2 separate regions of the Homo sapiens genome follow, and region 1 is linked to region 2. The links are chromatin contacts, found by Hi-C or POLR2A ChIA-PET in ENCODE. All regions are on one chromosome and are shown on one strand. Each heading gives the region's core, a stretch centred on a gene start or an enhancer-like site at or near the end of the contact. The rest is flanking DNA. Distances are from core to core; before and after follow the strand shown. Region 1 holds the start of ZNF594 (zinc finger protein 594). Region 2 overlaps ZFP3 (ZFP3 zinc finger protein).

The links. Hi-C counts contacts between places; a loop is a spot of excess contacts on that map. ChIA-PET counts read pairs that join two places held with the same protein, here RNA polymerase II (POLR2A). Pooled maps may share reads with other maps.
Region 1: a map of B cell shows a loop between it and region 2 (5-fold over the local background). The contact joins the promoter of ZNF594 here to the enhancer-like site in region 2. A Hi-C loop is called at or near these places in 16 of 168 maps with a recorded cell type or tissue (B cell, CD4-positive, alpha-beta T cell, CD8-positive, alpha-beta T cell and 11 more), 17 of 37 single-sample maps with no recorded cell type and 24 of 50 pooled maps. POLR2A ChIA-PET finds 5 or more read pairs at or near these places in 9 of 52 experiments (B cell, CD4-positive, alpha-beta T cell, HEK293 and 5 more).

Annotation. Positions count from the first base shown.
Region 1 is chr17:5,189,439-5,194,560 of GRCh38, reverse strand. It overlaps ZNF594 (zinc finger protein 594), which reads left to right and starts at 2,693. Exons shown (of 2, transcript NM_032530.2): 1 at 2,693-2,813. ZNF594-DT (ZNF594 divergent transcript) reads right to left here and starts at 2,554. Exons shown (of 6, transcript NR_152840.1): 1 at 2,398-2,554. RefSeq lists a silencer at 2,559-2,758.
Region 2 is chr17:5,095,711-5,100,582 of GRCh38, reverse strand. It overlaps ZFP3 (ZFP3 zinc finger protein), which reads right to left. Exons shown (of 2, transcript NM_153018.3): 2 at 4,209-4,872. Among named protein-coding and RNA genes, the nearest start is that of ZNF232, 14 kb to the left of the region's middle. Within about 2 kb of position 2,967, at least 14 of the 41 ENCODE cell types and tissues checked have a DNase peak (open chromatin) inside an H3K27ac peak, as active enhancers do; they include B cell, body of pancreas, heart right ventricle and 1 more, where a contact is called at or near this core.

The DNA.
Region 1 (5,122 bases), core at 1,444-3,943, 94 kb before region 2:
ATTATGTAATTTATTCATTCTACAAATATGTATGGAGTGCTGGCTCTGTGCCGGGCACTGGTGATACAGTGAATGTTGAGGAAAACCCAAGGCACTCTCAGGGAACCTGAAGTCATGTGGAGCTCTTTTATGTCATGCATGTTATCCCTTTTCCTATCATGCATGTTACAAATATTTTCCCTTTTAATACTTTCACGATCTACACCACTTCTTTTTTCTTTTTTCTTTTCTTTTTTTTTGAGAAGAGTCTCGCTCTGTCACCCAGGGTGGAGTGCAGTGGCGCGATCTTGGCTCACTGCAACCTCCGCTTCTCCAATTCAAGCGATTCTCCTGCCTCAGACTCCCAGGTGGCTGAGACTACAAGCACGCACCACGACATCCAGATAATTTTATTTTTTTTTTGAGACGGAGTCTTGCTCTATCGCCCAGGCTGGAGTGCAGTGGCAAAATCTTGGCTTACTTAAGCTCTGCCTCCTGGGTTCACGCCACTCTCCCGCCTCAGCCTCCCTAGTAGCTGGGACTACAGGCTCATGCTGCCATGCGCGGCTAATTTTTTTTTATTTTTTTTATTTTTTAGTACAGACGGAGTTTCACCATGTTGGCCAGGCTGGTCTTGAACTCCTAACCTCAAGTGATCCACTCGCCTCAGCCTCCCAAAGTGCTAGGATTACAGGCATGAACCACCTCGCCCAGCCTGTACGATTTTTTTTAAACCCATTTATTTTATTTTATTTATTTGTTATACTTTAAGTTATAGGGTACATGTGCACAACGTGCAGGTTTGTTACATAGGTATACATGTGCCATGTTGGTTTGCTGCACCCATCAACTCGTCATTTACATTAGGTATTTCTCCTAATGCTATCCCTCCCCCAGCCCCCCACCCCCCACCAGCCCTGGTATGTGATGTTCCCCACCCTCTATCCATGTGTTCTCATTGTTCAACTCCCACTTATGAGTTCTAACTCATTTTTGCCTCCCAGAGGATCCCGGTGTCTTAGCTGTGGATCTCTCAATACTTGCAGGTCACAGGGCCACAGAGGCTGGGCCTCTAGGAGCAGAGGACACGGAACAGTCTATTTTTTTTTTTATTTTTTTGAGACAGTGTCTTGCTCTGTTGCCCAGGCTGGAGTGAAGTGGTTCCATCTCGGCTCACTGCAACCTCCACCTCCCGGGTTCAAGCTATTTTCCTGCCTCAGCCTCCCGAGTAGCTGGAACTACAGGCGCCTGCCATCATGCCAGTTAATTGTTTTGCATTTTTAGTAGAGACGGGGGTTTCACCATGCTGGCCAGGCTGGTCTTGAACTCCTGAGCTCAAGTGATGCGGCCTCCTAGGCCTCCCAAAGTGCTGGGATTACAGGTGTGAGCCACCGTGCCCTGCCTTAAAAACCCATTTCTAAATTCCAAAGAGTAACTTCTATTAGTGCACTCTTATTAAGAGAGGTAAAGCAAAAGGAACTATAAAAGCAACTATAATTGAAGTCTATTTGAGACATGGCTCAGTATTTCAATGAAAATGTAACACAGTCAATGAAATACTATCTCAAATGTAGTTGTGCAAATTAAGGAATAGTTGGTAGTAGCTGCATTTACAAATTCAAGAGTGAAACGTGCATAATTCGTGCAACCCAAAGTTTGGGACAGAGAGATATGAGAAGCCAAAGTGACTAGTGCACTGACAGTTTTGCTTCGGAAAGGCTTGGGGTTGGACATCTTACATCTTTACATACATATATAACCCTTACCACGATCCTACGCTACGCGAACCAACATCATCTCCATAGTAATAACTAATATGTATCTGGCCTTCGCCACATGCAAACTTCACATACATATGTCAGTGAGGTCGGTCCTATTATTTACCTCACTTTACAAATGAAGCAACGGAGGCGCGAAGAAGCTATTAATAGGTAACTTGTTCAAAGTCACATAGCCCCTAAGTGGTGGGGCAAGGATTCTGAGTGTCTGACTTTCTCACTTCGGAACTTACACTTTTAAACATTAAGCTGTCCTTGTTGGGATCTGTATCGCCTAGCCTTTGACCGGGCATTGCAAATAGAAGTCATCAATGAATGAGACCACAAATGCATGCAGGGAACAATAACAAAAGATGAAAACAGAACAGGCAGAACAGGAGTTCGAGACTAGCCTGGCCAACATGGCGAAACCCCGTCTCTACTAAAAATACAAAAATTAGCAGGGCGTGGTGGTGGGCGCCTGTAATCCCAACTACTGGGGAGGCCGAGGCAGGAGAATCGCTTGAACCTGGGAGATGGAGGCTGCAGTGAGCCGAGATCGCGCCATTGCACTCCGGCCTGGGCGAAAGAGCGAGACTCCATCTCAAAAACAAAACAAAAGGGCAGAACAAAAACGTAGTTACTTGAAGGGGTCACTCACCCCGGACCCGACCGTGCCACAGCCCCGACGCCACGCATGTCTAGGACCAGCTGAGGACGCGGCCTCTCGGCGGTAACCTTGGTAACCAGCCAGCGCGCCGCTGGCCCTCCGGAAGTCAGACTCCGCCGGGCTGAGCCGAGCTACGCCAGCGCCGACTGGCGTCGTGGAGGAGTCTGCGCAGAGGAGACACCTGATCCGGTGGGAGACGGCCAGGGGAGCGCGCGCGGATTGGCTGGAGCCGACGGGGGACGGCTGGGCGGGGCGCGGACTGGGGGACCGCAGTCCCGGGGAGCGCACCGGAAGTTCTCGCCTGGCCCAGGCGCGGGGTCCAAGATGGTGGCGCTAGGAGCCGCGACCCAGTGATAGCGGCCGTGGAGGGGCCCCCGACCGAGCGGGAGGTTGGGGGTAGCCTGGAGGTGAGACCCCGCTGCGTTCACAGAGCTGGCGGCCGCGGCGCCTGCGTCCACCGGCAAGCGAGGAGTGGAGCAGAGCTCATATGCCTATGGGGAGAGGCCTGGGGGACCGCAGGAGGATGTAGGCGCCGGGTGCGCATGACTGGGCCTTCTTGCTCTCGGTCGGCTTCTTGGTCTCGGCGTGCCCCATTCCCGGCCCTGTCCCGCTACTCTTGCCTGTTCCAGTTCCCTCCTGTGGGTACCGCTAACGGCATCTTCCCGAGGCCCAGAATCCACCGTCAGGCATAAATTGATTATTCCTCGCCCACATCTGTGCCAGGTATATTTGTATATGTAACCAAATCTGGTTTTTGCATCCCACGAGTGACCCCGCTGGGGAGGCTAGACTAAGCCACAGGAATGAACTGTATTGTTCATATATGTTCTACTACTCAGTCTAAAATATTAGGACTGTTAGAGTTCAAACAAGGGAGGGATTTAGGTGGGCTGGTCTCTTTGTAAGGGTCTACATTGCTTTTAGGAGCAGCTTCTATTGTGACCAAGCGAGTTACAGAGAAACGCCACACTTTGAGACAAATTAAAGAGTCCTTATTAGCCGGCAACCGAGAGGCAGCTAGCGCCCAAAATTTTCTCGGCCCTGAGGAAGGGGCTAGTTTTGTTTTTATACCGTGGTCTAAATAGGGGAGGGGGGATTTTAGCTGAAGCAATTTTTACAGAAGCAGAACTGGCAAAAAGTTGAAAAATTAATTGGTTACAAATGCAGTTACAAAATATAAACAGTTCCAATTGCACGGGCTTAAACTATCACAAAGAGATAAATGCAGGGGTTTTGCTTGCCATCCACCGAGCGCGTCCCCAGGAGCTGCTGGTGCAGCTTGCCTCAATATCTTATCAGTAGGTGCATTCCTGGACGTGCTTTGAGTCAGTTTACACTAGCTATGCCTTAAGGGAGGGAGGTGAAAGGGGGCTGCCAGTGGAGAAACTAAAATGGAGTCTGTCCGGCTCTCTCTCTGCTAGGAGAGAGTCACTCAGGTTAAAACAAAGTAGGGTATCACACTTCAAAAGTCATTTCTTTTGGGAAGCCTTCCCGGATTGCCACCGCAGCGCTTTTAGCATCTAATTCATAGGCTCTTACTACCTTGTTTCATGTGTGAGTCTTCCTCTAGGCATAGATTCTTTGTTTAGCTTCACCTAATGCGTGCCCATGAATGTGAATTAAAAAGGATTGACATAGTTAAAAGATACTAAGAACTGGGCATGAAATAGTGGCATTTCTTAAGTTAAAAAATAGTGGCCCCTAGGCCAGCTTTGAGTGTAGACACATTTTCTTGGCTCATGCTGTTTGTTTTTATTTGAATTAATGGCCAACTTCCTTTTTTTTCTTAAGACAGAGTCTCGCTCTGTCAACAGACTAGAGTGCAGTGGTGCGATCTCGGCTCACTGCAACCTCCGCCTCCCAGGTTCAAGCGATTCTCCTGCCTCAGCCTTCCGAGTAGCTGGGACTACAGGCATGTGCCACCACGCCCAGCTAATTTTGTATTTTTAGTAGACACAGGATTTCTCTCCATGTTGGTCAGGCTGGTCTCGAACTCCCAACCTCTGGTACTCTGCCTGCCTCAGCCTCCCAAAGTGCTGGAATTACAGGTGTGAGCCACTGCGCCCGGCCTGTGTTTGCTCTTTTCTTTAGGAACACTAATTATATGTATTTGATTATCTTTCTTTAGTTACTGGTTTTCTCTGTAATCACATTTGTATTCATTTCATTTTTTATTATTTCTCCAGGCCTCATTGTGACCTTGTAGTGATTATTTTTGTTGTTCCTTATGTGAATTTCATCTACATAATGCTTTTTATTTGCCCTTCCATTTCTTTCCTCAGCATTGTCAAATCACTTCTCACTACTTTTTATTGTTTTCTAATCTAATTTGTTTTTGGCCAGGCATGGTGGCTCATGTCTGTAATCTCAGCACTTTGGGAGGCTGAAGAATCCCTTGAGGCCAGGAGTTTGAGACCTGCCTGGGCAACATAGCAAGACCTTTTCTCTACAAAAAAATTATTTAAACTAGCTGGGTATGGTGGTGTGCCTATGGTGTCAGGCTGAAGTGGGAGGATTGCTTGAGCCCAGGAGTTTGAGGTTGCAGTGAGCTATGATTGCACCACTGCACTCCAGCCTGGGTGACAGAATGAGAGCATGTATGAAAAAAACAAAACAAGCTGGGCACAGTGGCTCACGCCTGTAATGCTAGCACTTTGGGAGGCTGAGGCAGGAAGATCCCTTGAGGCCAGGAGTTCCAGAACACCCTGGACAACAC
Region 2 (4,872 bases), core at 1,718-4,217:
TGGGAGGTTCTGGGACCAGTTGTCAAGGGTCTTGAATGCCACAGAAAGGATTTTTCCCCCAGGATGCCATGGGCTCCAGGGGCAGGGTGAGAGTGGGGAAAAGCGTCCTGAGAAGTAAGGGGTATGATGAGAGCTGTAATTTCCAAAGCGTGGGGAGGATGGACAGGAGGCTGGTGAGGAGTATGAAAGAAAGATTTTTGAGGAGGATACAGGCAAAAGATCTGATTTCTTCTTCCTTTGCTTTTCACGGCTGATAGGGATGTGTTTTTTTGTTTGTTTTTTGAGATGGAGTTTCGCCCTTGTTGCTGAGGCTGGAGTGCAATGGCACAATGTCGGCTCACCGCAACCTCCACCTCCTGGGTTCAAGCGATTCTTCTGCCTCAGCCTCCTGCGTAGCTGAGATTACAGGCATGTGCCACCTCGCCCGGCTAATTTTGTATTTTTAGTAGAGACGGGGGTTTCTCCATGTTGGTCAGGCTGGTCTCGAACTCCCGACCTCAGGTGATCTGCCCACCTCAGCTTCCCAAAGTGGCATGAGCCACAGCGCCCGGCGTGGATGTGTTTAAAGCAACCTGTGGCTATCTTGTTTTTGAGTAAATGGTATGATAAATTCCCTCAACTAAAGAAAGGTTTTGGTTCACCTGTTCAACACTGTACTTGCCCACATCACAGAAAAATCAGATCATCATTTGTTGCCTCTTATTCATTCATTCATTTATTGATTTTTGAGTGGCAACCCTGGGGTGAACACTATTCTACAAGTTAGCCCTGTCCTCAAGGAGCAAAGCAAAATTACTGCCCCCAGTGAAGAAGAGGAAAGATCAAAGTTTCATGTCACAATGAAAGTGTCCTACAGTGAGTAAGTCCCCATATCCCTGGGCACTGTGCATGCTCGGATGCTGAAGTTGATGAGAACTGGGCTGGTCTTTCCCACACTGGCATTCAAAGGTCCTCTCCAGTGTGAATTTCCTGATGAACTCGAAGGTGAGAATTCCATCTCAAGGCTTTCCCACACTCTACATACTAGTGTTTCTCACCAGCGTGAACATGAATGCAGAGGAATCTCCCACCTCCACCTGAAGGCATGAAGCTCTCCCAGGTCCTTCCCACATTCAGGGCACTCCTGGGATTCCCCTGCCTTCAGAGTCAGTGGAATGGAACCTAGATTTATAGTGCCTACTCTAACTAAATCCCTCCGCACCCCCATCCACATTCCAGCTTGGAGAATGCGCGACATACCCAGCTGACAAAGGGCATAGAAGCATTTGCTCTTTTCTTTCTACTTTTTCTATTTTTTTTTTTTTTTTCCTGAGACAGAGTCTCGCTGTGTCACCCAGGCTGGAGTGCAGTGGCGCAATCTCGGCTCACTGCAACCTCCACCTCCCAGGTTCAAGCAATTCTCCTGCCTCAGCCTCCCGAGTAGCTGGGATTACAGGCGCGTGCCACCATGCCCGGCCAATTTTTGTTCTTTTAGTAGAGACAGGGTTTTACCATGTTGACCAGGCTGGTCTCAAACTCCTGACCTCAGGCAATCCACCCGCCTCAGCCTCCGAAAGTGCTGGGATTACAGGCGTGAGCCATCTCGCCTGGACCGCATTTGCTCCTTTCTTGATGATTCTCTGGATAATCTGCCAGAAAGCCTCCCAGACCTCTGCCCACTCCCAGCACATAACCACCGTCCCTCTTAGCCAAAGGCCTCAAATGATCAACTCCACTGTCTCTGACACTCATAACTTCCATACTTCTCTTTTTCTTAATTTTTTTTTTTTTTTTTTTTTGAGACGGAGTCTCACTCTGTCACCCAGGCTGGAGTGCAGTGGGGCATTCTCAGCTCACTGCAACCTCTGCCTCCCAGGTTCAAGCGATTCTTCTGCCTTGGCCTCCCGAGTAGCTGGGACTACAGGCGCCTGGCACCACGCCGGGCTAATTTTTTTGTATTTTTAGTACACACAGGGTTTCACCAGGTTGGCCAGGCTGGTCTCAAACTCCTGACCTCGTGATCCACCCGCCTCAGCCTCCCAAAGTCCTGGGATTACAGGCGTGAGCCACCGCGCCCAGCCCTTGGTTTTTTTTTTTTTTTTTTTTTTTTTTTTTTTGAGACGGAGTCTGGCTCTGTCGCCCAGGCTGGAGTGCAATGGCGCGATCTCGGCTCACTGCAACATCTGCCTCCCGGGTTCAAGTGATTCTCTTGCCTCAGCCTCCCGAGTAGCTGGGATTACAGGTATACGCCACCACGCCCAGCTAATTTTTGTATTTTTAGTAGAGACGGGGTTTCACCATGTTGGCCAGGCTGGTCTCGAACTCCTGACCTCAAGTGATCCACCCGCCTAGGCCTCCCAAAGTGCTGGGATTACAGGCGTGAGCCACGGCGCCCGGCCCTCCATACCTATCTTCTTAGCCCCTCTGACAGTCTTAGACGACAGTGACTTCTTTCTAAAGCCAACCCTGCCTTTCGTGTTTTGAGTCTATGCTTCCCGACTGCAAATAAGTTTAATTGTAATAATTAGATATTAAATAGTTATATTAGGCCTGGTTTGGTGTCCAGAAGAGCCTGGGCCGTGGAAGGGACTCCGTAAATATCCGTGAGATGTGAAACGTCCTCACAAACTGCAAATCCCAGCAGGCGGAGAGACAAAAGTACAGGCCCATTGATTTGCCCCCAACTGCCACCCCGACCCCACCCCGCACACGCACGCGGGAGCCTCCGCGGACGCCCCAGAGCCCGCCCGGTGCGGTGGGGGGGCGGGGTTCCTCGGCCCTCAGCGTCCGACCCCACTGGTCCCCGGCAGAAAGACCCGCCGGATGGCAGCTAATCCGCGCATGGCGCGCCGCCCTCAGCCCTCGAGCCCAACCCCCGGCTGCCGAGGTCCTGCGCTAACGAGGGGTCCTCCCGGAGTCCTAGAGAGGCCTCGCGACAGACACGCTTCCGCCTGCGCCGCCGGGGCTCTTACCTCTCGGATACCGGGCTGGCTGGCCTCTAGCGCATTTGGGGACTTTTTGGAGACGACAAGTACCAACAGAGTTGGGTCCACCAGAAGACACCTGCCTGTGAAGAGTACATGGTGTTCTTGTCCGCGGTACTGCAGGAGAGTGGAGTGGCCGTGGATTCCCAGGACTAGGAGACAAGGACATGGGAAGGACGCCTGGGGGATTGGAAAGGGGCCCGAGCTCGGGTACCGGGGCTCCTGAAATGGGCTTCCGCTGTCCGCTCGGTCACTGCCCTCAAGCCACCTTCCTCCTTCCCTTATGTGCATCGTGCTGGCTCAGCGCTTCGAGGAGAGGGACAGGTGGGCGCCACGCTGCATGGCCGCCCTGCGTTTGGGACCCTTTCCTGCTCCGCAGCGCTGACGCCGCTGGACTGTTCAGGCGCCCGCTAGTGTCGGCGCTTACCCGCCGCGCCCAGCGCAGGTGCTTCACGTCGCAGGCGGCCAGCGAGTGGTTGACGACTGTGTCCACCTGCGCTGCTGAGGCTGCTCCCTTCCTCATGTGATCGCCAGAATCGTCCCCGCTCCTTCCCACTGGGCTTTTACTGAGGTCCAGCTGACCTCCATTTGCAGGGGTTCACCCAGGCAGGTCTTTTTGACATAGCTTCATTCCAAAAGCTGAGGGGTGCGGTGAAGAGGAAATTATTGGGGAAGTGACTCGGTCTTTTTTTTTTTTTTAAGTTAAATGTTTGATTTGGGGAACAGGGTTCAGAGGATGAGTTTCAGGAAGTCCATAAATTATCTGAAACTGCATGTACATTTTTCCGGGCAGAGCTTTCCTGGTTCTCAAAGAAGATTCATGACTTAACAGCATTAAGAACCTGGCATCCGCCAGGAGTCAGAACACTTGTAAAAATTTAATGGTAAACAATCAGCAGCACCCGCCGCCACCCTGAAATTTCAGTAATAAGGTGATTTTTTGTTAAAGGCCATACAAATGGTCCGGAATATTTTAAGTTGCTAATCATGAAGAAAAACGTGTATACCAACACACGCACAATAGATAACACTTGTCCTGTTATTTAAGATGAAGGATCTCACCAAGCAAAGCAGATCAAGGACACAGAATGTACACTGTATGCAAAACCAGAAGCTAACAAGCATGTGGGGGTATTTAGGTAAGGTGAAACTTACAAGGTGGGGATGAAACTGGTAAACAAAGTCCTTATTAAATCCATAGTGAAACATAATGCAATTTGGAATAAACATGACAAAGGCATTGTATCAATAAAATAGTAAAGAAATATTTTATTTACCTAAGGTGTTAGTATACCATTAAAATTAGGGAAGGAAGAAAATTTTGTACATGGGCATAGCTTCAAAAATTCTGAAGGGTATTTCTGGGTATTTAGATAGGACTTTTAAGATTGAGGCCTGTGCGGTTTTTTAATGGGTCTAAAATTAAGACAATTCATGTCCTTTCCTTGATAGTATTTGCACAAATCATCATTACCAGTCACGACTGTGGTCAGATGCTGACTCCCAAGTAAGTCGAAGAGGGAGGCAAACAGAAGGAAAAGAGAAATCTTCCTGAGATATCTGGGTAAGACATGAAGAGGACAGAGAATTGAGGTTAAGGATTTGCGTATATGTACCTAATAAGATACAAGTGATTTCATTCACCAGAAATCTGGGGCGGGGCGGGGAATATGTATCTATATATGGTAGACTTTTCTGGGAATGAGACGTGAGACCTCCCCCTTAAGAACATGGTCAGGTACAACAGGTCACTAAATTGCCTCCTAATGTTCAAATGAATGAATGGTGAACTAGAGGAAGTTTTGCTGAGCAGGAATGGGTTTAAGAGGGTAATTGAGCTAGGGCCAGGGGAGGCGAGGTGATGGATTGGATATCTAGTAGGCAAAAAGAAGTTGAGGTGACTGAGCCT